Linked DNA regions of Homo sapiens: region 2 is linked to region 1. A link is a contact called in ENCODE Hi-C or POLR2A ChIA-PET data. All regions are on one chromosome and are shown on one strand. Each heading gives the region's core, a stretch centred on a gene start or an enhancer-like site at or near the end of the contact. The rest is flanking DNA. Distances are from core to core; before and after follow the strand shown. Region 1 overlaps RERE (arginine-glutamic acid dipeptide repeats). Region 2 overlaps RERE (arginine-glutamic acid dipeptide repeats).

Region 1 (4,524 bases), core at 1,039-3,538:
CAGCTGTACACAGTTGCACTAGTTAAAATGAAAAGCTAGTCTGCATCACACACAGGCAATTCACTGAGCCTTACTGATACGTTGATGGGGTTTACCATCACAGTCTTCCCTCCCCTAACCTACAATGTAAAAAATGAATTGCCATATAGCTGAAGGCACCGGGATGGGGGTGAGGGGAATACACACACACACACACACACACACACACACACACACGCACACACTCCCTCCCTCCCTCTCTCAGGCATTTCAAAAATAATCACAACCATGTAGATTGTAACATATCCTATACGCTATAAAAACACACACACAAAGGAAGTGGTACAGCTACATTACGTCAGCTCTTGCCTCAATTCATAAATGCAAAAACCACAAAACAAGACAAAAATCTAAACGGCCTTTTTCTGGAAATCTTAGAGTGAATGAATGTGGGTTAAGTCTTTAAATATGTTATTGAACACTTCTCGCAGATGCATTGCTTTCATCAGCCACGGGGAGGGAAAAAGTGTAATCTTGGTCAATTCTATCATGCAACCAGATCAAATAACATTTCAAGTGCAGCCTGCCAAGCGCCAGCGCCTGCCGGAGTACAATGAGCGCTCAACTGCTCTGGACTGAAAAACCATCTTTCACTGGTCCCAGGGATCTTTATAAAATAGTTTAAACACTACTAAATTACAGAGTTAGAAAAAAAAAATACAAGCTCAACTCTGCTGCCCCCACACTATTGTGAAGCTGCTGTTAAGCATCTAAAAATCTGCCTTGTGTAATTTACTAGGCAATGTAAATATTCAGAAAGGCAACTGCCTCTCAGAGCCCAAGTCTAACACATGCATAAAAATGTAGAGTTGGTTGTGCTTCTGGAAATAATTGCCCACAGATCAACGTGCTTACATGGGATATTGTTCCCATCTGTAAGGTTTCAAATCATGTCTACTTTAAATTTGGAGTTTCCAGAAAGAGGAAAAAAAAAAAAAAGCCAGAACTCAAAACAGTAATTTTGGCACAGAATTGTGAGGACTTTGTTAAATCTGTTCTCAACTTTTACTCAGTGTCTCAATCTTAAAACACAGAGGCACAAAGGGAAAATGGAATTTCTCTGTAGACACCCGTGTTCATTCACAGACCATTTTTTAGATTTTCCGTGTGGCTGAGAGGCCTCCAGCCAAACAATGCCCACAGAGCGCGGGGCACATGTGCGCCAGGGACGCTTAAGGGCTGCAAGTAAAACAAAGTAACCTATTACAGGAGTTTCCTTCTCAGCAAACAAAAAGTGGTCAAGCAGGTCTCCCTACAGTTTCAGAAAACAAGAGTTGAGTAAACAAGAGAGGAGAAACAAGGAAGACAGCATCCCACACTAAAAAATTCTTTTAACAATTTAAACGTAAAACAATCGTCAAGAGTACCTCCGCATTTTAGCTACTCTGGCAAAATAACAGTAGTTCGGTCCAAGAAGAAAATTTCATTTGTCACTTAAGTAGCCTCAAATCAAGTCCATCAAATTCATTTTATTTTTAAACTTGTTTATTCCACAGTAAAGCAATGAAGTTTCTGATCAAAGAGCGACTTCTGCATTATACTCGGCTTCAAAAGCACTTTCCTTTCAGAAGAAAAAAATAAAAATATATACATATACATGTATTTTTAAATAGTGTTTTCTCTCCCCCCTCAAAAAAATGTTTTCTGTTCGATTTAATTAACTGAGATTTCAAGAGTTTGGGGCTACTTAAAAACTAGTGAGCCCAACAGAAATGCAATGGGACACGGCAAATACTGACTCCCCGTTCCTGGAAAGCCATCATCATTCTTAGGAACACCCGAGTTCCATCTTTCTAGGGTCGGCTGGAACACTCCGTGCACCCACCCCGAGCCCCCCGCCCGCACTTGTCCAACTTTCTGGCCCGAGATTCGCGTCCCCCTCGACGCACGAGGCCGCCGGCCACTTGCCTGCGGCCCGCTGGCGGCGAGAGCTGAGCCCGCGGGCCTGGTCCTCCTCCTCCGGCGCAGGGCCCCGCCAACTCCGGACCCGCGGAAAGGGGCGGCGCAGGCGGGCAGGTGGGGGCCCGGGGAGTGAAGTGCACTTGCTAAAACAAAAGGAGGCCTGAGCGGCCGCAGGGCACCGCGGCGCGGGCGCAGGTCCCGGCGGCTTGGCGGCTCCGGGAGGCGGTGGCCGCGCGGGGCCCCGCCCGCGGCTAGGGAGGCGGCCGCCCTGGCCCGAGCCTGCTGCCCACGGCCGCGGCACTCAGCTCGCACTCCTTCAGCCCGGGAGGCCGGGCCAGCACTGCCACATGCCGGTGACCCAGACGCCGGGAGAGAAAGAGCAGACTCCCCGCGACGGCGGCGGCCGGCAAAACCCGGGCTGGAGCCCAGCCCGCTCCGCGCGCACCCCTGCTGGCCGCCGCCGCGGGCGCGCGCACACACAATGCCAGCTGCAATTTTATCTCCTTCGTTGCTTGGCCAGCCTCCACCCGCTCCAATCCTCCCTCCCCTCCGACAGCCGGAACTGGGAGCCTGCGTGATTGATGGCAGCTCTTAATAGCGTGGTCAGCTAGAAAATGCATCTGCAAGCAAGATATTAAAGAGGCAGCGCATCCCTGTGAGTGATCAGCATTTCACACATCCTAGAGCTGCCTCTGCTTCTGCCAGGAATATTAATGCCAACCACCTCTGACGTCTAATAAATGCAGATGAAACAACCAACAATCACAGACAAGCTAAACATTTATTTCAAAGATGCACCGGGAGAAAGCAGCATTGTTTCGTGTCAAAGAACACTTCTGACCCCAGTTTTCCTTACACATTAAGAATTCTCTGCAAGCCATTTGTTTAAAAATCTCACCAATCCCTTTTCCACAAGTAAATAAAGATCCATCTGTTAGACAAGACATAGCTTAAATTGTGCATGATTGAAATTCATCTAATAAGGAAGCAAAATAAGTGCACATTCCTTACCATGTGGCTTTAAATAAACATATAACCTACCAGCTACCAGATTCCAAACTCCCTCATTAATTCAATTTTTATGTGAATCTTAACAGATTACCAACTGTTAATTTCAAACTAATTTCTTACCCACCCACAATTAATTCTGGTAAAAAATATATATATCAACTTGCTAAATTTTATTAAAATTAAAGTACATTTAAAGCATGTATTCTCTAGTGGTGATAGCCAAGATCATTTTGTCCTCCCAAAGACATTGTATAGGAATTTTTTAAATGTATTCCTATAAAATACAAATTCTAACTATTAAGTTCACTCAGTGTCAACCCAAATTAGAAAGGTACAAGCTGAAAATTTAAATGATTACTTCTGGTATCTTCACTATTACACCTTTCCCCTTCCAGGCAAGTTTCATGGAACTCTCAAATAGCTTCATAAATGTTAATTAGACTTTCCAAGGCCCTATAAAGTGGCTGCATTATCAGGTACTCTCTTTCCAATAAACAGAGAAATTTAGACAGATTAAAGTGATTTGCCTATAGTCTCTCAACAAGATGGGGGTGGGGCCAGGCTGAATAGAACCCAGGGGTCCTGCTTTGTTGCCACAGACAGCCAAACAGACATGCACATGCATGTTTGCTATTTAAAGATAACTCTGCTGGTCTCTCTTTAAAGACAAATCAAGTTATTCTACAGGACATAGAAATATCTGTCTCAAACTCCTAACACAGCACATGTACTGAGAGCAAGAGCTGATGAGGCATAATGTCTTTGCCCCCCTGAAAGGTGGCTGTGATCAATACAAATCAGAGATGGTCTGTAGTGCAAATCTAGCTCTGCTATAAGCTCCACTAAACACCATTCCTCAGTGAAACCATCCTGAGGGGGACCTGTGACTTGAAAATCTGCTTCATATCCAAGTGGCTATGAGATTACTCCATATATGTCAGAGATGAAATTGATCCTAAAGCCTTGCTACAAAGCTACTCCTGTACTTGGACACACTTCCAATTTTCTAACCAGCTATATCCAGACACATGGCACAGGCTGAAAAGAATTTCTTTTTTCTTTTCTACAGACCATTTTAAAAGTGCCAGTTTATAGTGAGTTGGAAAAGGCTGGTGAGAAGAAGCAAACCGCTCTATTCTGAATTCATACTGTACCTAGTCTCTCAGGGATTCTAAATGCTTTGACAGCATTTTATGCCACTCAAATTCTTTTGTGCTCATCTTGCACCTGCTGCTAATCCAACCTGCACCCAGCCCCCCACTTTGCAGTTACACCAGTTTTTCCACTTCCCCCAGGTATAGGGATTTCTACCACAGGCCAGCAGGCTTCTTCCCACCAGAGCAGGAATAATCTCCTTGCAGCCCCAAACAGCCACTCACAGACCGTTTAAAGCCTCCTTCAGATCTCAGGTCAAACATCACTTTTTCAGAGAAGCTTCCCCTGAGATCCCATTCTAGGTCAAGTTCCTTTGTTATAAGTTCTCATAGAACTGTGTTCCTCCTTCACAGCATTGATCTCCGTTTGTAAGTCATGGGTGTGATTTTTTTTAACACTCATAGCCCCTTCTAAACA
Region 2 (4,524 bases), core at 1,165-3,664, 86 kb after region 1:
CAGGCTTCCACCTCGGGATTTTTGCACCTGATGTTCCCTCTGCCTGGAAGGCTCTATTCCTATACCTCCGCATGGCTCCCTAGCCTGTTCAAGGCCTTGTCCAAATGTCACCTCTTCAGAGAAGCCATCCCTAAATAACCTACTTAAAATGGTACCATCCGTACACCCTGTCAGTGTCTCTCTCTTTGTCTGAGTATCATGGTTGCCTCATTTTATAATTTGTTTAATCTGAGTCAGAACTGAAGCATTTATTTCCCTATAAAATGAAATCTGGGCAGAACAAATGCTATTTTATAGACCACTCATTTTGAAGTTAAACACAATATATAAACAAACATACACACCTTTAAAAAAAACAGTGCTTTGGCCAGGCACAGTGGCTCACACCTGTAATCCCAGCACTTTGGGGGAGGCCAAGGCAGGCGGATCACCTGAGGTCAGGAGTTCCAGACCACCCTGGCCAACATGGTGAAACCTCGTCTCTACTAAAATTACAAAAATTAGCCAGGCGTCGTGGTGGGTGCCTGTAATCCCAGCTACTTGGGAGGCTGAGGCAGGAGAATGGCTTGAATACTGGTAGCAGAGGTTGCAGTGAGCCGAGATCATGACCCTGCACTTCAGCCAGGGCAACAGAGGAAGACTCTGCCTCAAAAAAAAAAAAAAAAAAATGTGCTTTGGTGTATGGTTTTCCTTTATCGTTCTTAATTTAAAAGTATTACCAGCCTGGGCAACATGGCAAAACCCCATCTCTACAAAAAATACAAAAATTAGCCAGGCATAGTGGCGCACACCTGTAGTCCCAGCTACTTCGGAAGCTGGGGTGGGAGGACGGCTTGAGCCCGGGAGGTCAAGGCTGCAGTTAGCCATGATGGTGCCACTGCACTCCAGCCTGGGTGACAGAGTAAGACCCTGTCTCAAAAAAATAAAAGCATTAAAAAGAAGTGCTGTATGTACAAGAAGTTTATGGTTGTAGTACTAGATAGAGTACAAAAAAGAAAAATGGAAATAAGCCAAGTGCCCAATAATAGGAAAATACTTAAGGAATATACATGTGAAAAAAACATAATACAACCATGTTATGTTAATGTGTTATAATAACATCATAACGTTATAATAATATAGTAATTTTTAATATATGTTAATAATGACTACATAGAAGCACAAAGGTGTTTATCAAGGAGTTTTTTTTTTTTTTTTTTTGAGACGGAGTCTTCCTCTTGTTGCCCAGGCTGGAGCGCAGTGGCGCGATCTCGGCTCACTGCAACCACCTCCTCCCAAGTTCAAGCGATTCTCCTGCCTTAGCCTCCTCAGCAGCTGGGATTACAGATGTGTGCCACCACACCCAGCTAATTTCTGTATTTTTAGTAGAGATGGGATTTCACCATGTTGGCCAGGCTGGTCTCGAACTCCTGACCTCATTATCTACCTGCCTCGGCCTCCCAAAGTGCTGGGATTACAGGCGTGAGCCACTGCGCCCAGCCAGTGTTTTTTTTTTTTTTTAAGAAGCTGTAATGATAGTAACAAAGAAGTCCAACCTTTATATTGCACAAATATTTACTAACCATGTAGCATCTATGTGCCTGACCAGCCCTGACAGATGAGGATTCAGGAGCAAACAAGACTCGTCCCTGTGCTTTCAGAGCACACAGGGTAGCAAAGCCACTGACAAGTACAGGTGGGATTACAGTGAGGCATAAGAGATGGCTCGGGGGAGTACAGGGGCCAGGCAGAGCACCCTGGGCACAGCCCTGAGGCTTTCCAAATGAAATGATCCCAAAACTCAGACCTGAAGAATAAACAGGAGCTAAGAAGCAAAGGAGGGGGAGATAAACAGGTATGAATCAGTGGGTGCTCAGGGTGAGAGGCAAGAGAAGACATGAAACAGAATATGTGAACTATTATTTTTTAAAAAACTAAAGTAACTTCTATATTTGATGGTAGAATTTTTGGTAAAATTTATCTTGTATAAAATATGATACTAGGCTGGGCACAGTGGCTCACACCTGTAATCCCAGCATTTGGGGAAGCCGATGGGGGAGGGTTGCTTGATCCCAGGAGTTCGAAACCAGCCTGGGCAACACAGCAAGACCTCCTCTCTACCAAAAAAAAAAAAAAAAAAAATATATATATATATATATATATATGAGAGATACTAAATGAAAGCCAAATACTTTACCAACCACTCTGGCTTCTCAAAGCTTATCTGTCCTGTGGCTACTACCTCTCTTTCCTTCAGCCTAACCTACTATCTGACCAAACACGAGCAGTGGCAGGAAGCAATTTTAACACGTCACACAGATGCACACATAACTCTTTATCAGGACTGACCAATACACTTCCCATCCCCACATTACAAATTTGGGGCCAAAATTACTCAGACAGAGATGTACTCTCCAGTCTCTGGCTGACGTGCTACCTTATTACCTCGCCCCAATTCCCTTCAGGTGCCAACAGACACTCCGTGCCTAGCATTCCAAGCCTGTCTTCTTTGGTCTACCTAACTTATCTGGCACTATTCCTCCCCACAAATTCTGTACTTCAACCAGGTTCTCTTTACTGAACGCTGCGCATACCATATGCATTCCTGCCTCAGGCCGACCCCTGCCTGGACTGTCCTAACCTGCTCTCCCAGTCTGCTATTCAAACAGCACCCATTCTTCGATGGCCCACTCAGCTTTTCAATGGATCTTTGGTCAACTTATTTAATCCACACCAATCTCTAACCTGAAACTGAACTAAATTTGTTATGCTAAACAGTAAGTACTTGGTTAAATTCCGCTTTTGTTCTAGAAATCTCTAAATGTTGTATTCTTGCAAGGCTTCCCTCCTAAATTCTGAGGCCAAAGATAGTAACTTTTATTTCTTTTGTATCCCACTAACAGCAACATTAAACTTGGAAAACACACCTCCCACACCTGTTGGCTAGCTGACAGATCCTGGATGGAAAGATGAGCCAGAGAGCATTCAGTGCCAGTTGCTTTTCTCTGGAACTGCGGGTTCAAGCACCAAGATTAGGACTAGACTTATGTGCTCCTTTGGGACAGGAAATGGCATATGTACTGAAACGCGAGATAGTTAAAGGACACCCCCCCAAAAAAAATTAAACATGAGGAAAAACATGTGTTCCTAATGTGGGCAAACCCCACCATATTACAAGTCTCCCCAGTACCTTCTATACTATGTAGCTAATAATACAAATAAATAATAAATCTAATCTATTTGATAAATGAATAGATTTAATACCACTAAGAGAAATATGAAGGTAATAGGTATAACCAACAGCCTAGAGTTTAATAAAGCTCCAAGGTAATCCCTGTATCAATTTATAAGATGCTAATGAATTATTTTTACAGTTTTTCAAATCCTTCATATAGAAATAAACTAAGCCATTTTCTAGGAAGAAAAAAGGTCAGGCTTTACTTACAGAGTCTTGCTCTTGTTATCCAGGCTGCAGTGTAGTAGCACGATCTCAGATCACTGCAATCTCCACCTCCCAGGTTCAAGCAATTCTCGTACCTCGGCCTCCCGAGTAGCTGGGATTATAGGCATGCGCCACCATGCCCAAATAATTTTTTTGTATTTTTAGTAGAGATGGGTTTTGGCCATGTTGGCCAGGCTGGTCTCAAATTACTGACCTCAAGTGATCCACCCACCTCAGCCTCCCAAAATGCTGGGATTACAGGCATGAGCCACCGCACCCGGCCCAGGCTTTACTTCTTTAGGGAGACAGGGTGGTAGGGGTTTCATAATGAACTGAAAAACCAAACACTGTGTCCCTTTCATTTGGCAAGAACTCCTTTTCCAAAGAAGGGACTCAGAAAAAATGAAATTACTTATATAACGTCTGAGAAATATTCTTAAAAGACAACAAAACATACAGAAAGGTATTTTGGATTCAGGAGAATACAACCTCTTCCAAAAAGAGATTTACTCTCTACTCCCTAGGAACTACTAATGACATGGAAAATCCCACTCAAGTTACATGAGGTCACACACCCACAATAAAGGTAGCTGCCTGAAGGTGGTCTGCCAAGATAAACACCAACTTGTTAACTCCCTAAGTGCTATGCAAATGCCCAAGATAGTATATGCACACTTAATGACTCTCTACATTGTTGGAGCATCATGTTTCTACTATTACTACAGTTCTTTCAGTCTGTATTTTAGTGGGGTTTTTTTCATATCTGTTCCCCACTTTTCATCATGACCTCCAGGAGGGTAGGGACACATCTTACTCATCTTTATATCCCCAATGCCTAGCATTATATCTTGCAAGAGACACTAAAAAAATAAAATTCTGCCAAATGAATGGGCAAGCCCAAAATATCACTCAGATAATCCCTTATTAACAGCCAAATGCCCAGGGGAAGGGAGACTTAGATGACAGCACCTTCCTAGAAAATATGGCCTGAAATTACAGATCATTTCTACAACAAGTTACATTTCACTTACTAAGCAACTGGTCTATCTTTTCAGAATAAATTTTACTTTTCATGATCAGTGTAAGTATACGGGAAGCATGAT

What was found. A loop is a pair of places that touch in the nucleus more often than their neighbours do. ChIA-PET counts read pairs that join two places held with the same protein, here RNA polymerase II (POLR2A).
Region 2: a loop to region 1 is called in a map of PC-9, with 9 times the contacts of the local background. The contact joins two enhancer-like sites. A Hi-C loop is called at or near these places in 1 of 168 maps with a recorded cell type or tissue (PC-9). POLR2A ChIA-PET finds 5 or more read pairs at or near these places in 3 of 52 experiments (WTC11, activated T-cell and activated naive CD4-positive, alpha-beta T cell).

Annotation. Positions count from the first base shown.
Region 1 is chr1:8,701,108-8,705,631 of GRCh38, forward strand. All of the region lies in intron 1 of RERE (arginine-glutamic acid dipeptide repeats), which reads right to left. Among named protein-coding and RNA genes, the nearest start is that of RERE, 110 kb to the right of the region's middle. RefSeq lists silencers at 112-211, 1,927-2,546. Within about 2 kb of position 2,289, at least 32 of the 41 ENCODE cell types and tissues checked have a DNase peak (open chromatin) inside an H3K27ac peak, as active enhancers do.
Region 2 is chr1:8,787,182-8,791,705 of GRCh38, forward strand. All of the region lies in intron 1 of RERE (arginine-glutamic acid dipeptide repeats), which reads right to left. Among named protein-coding and RNA genes, the nearest start is that of RERE, 28 kb to the right of the region's middle. Within about 2 kb of position 2,415, at least 5 of the 41 ENCODE cell types and tissues checked have a DNase peak (open chromatin) inside an H3K27ac peak, as active enhancers do.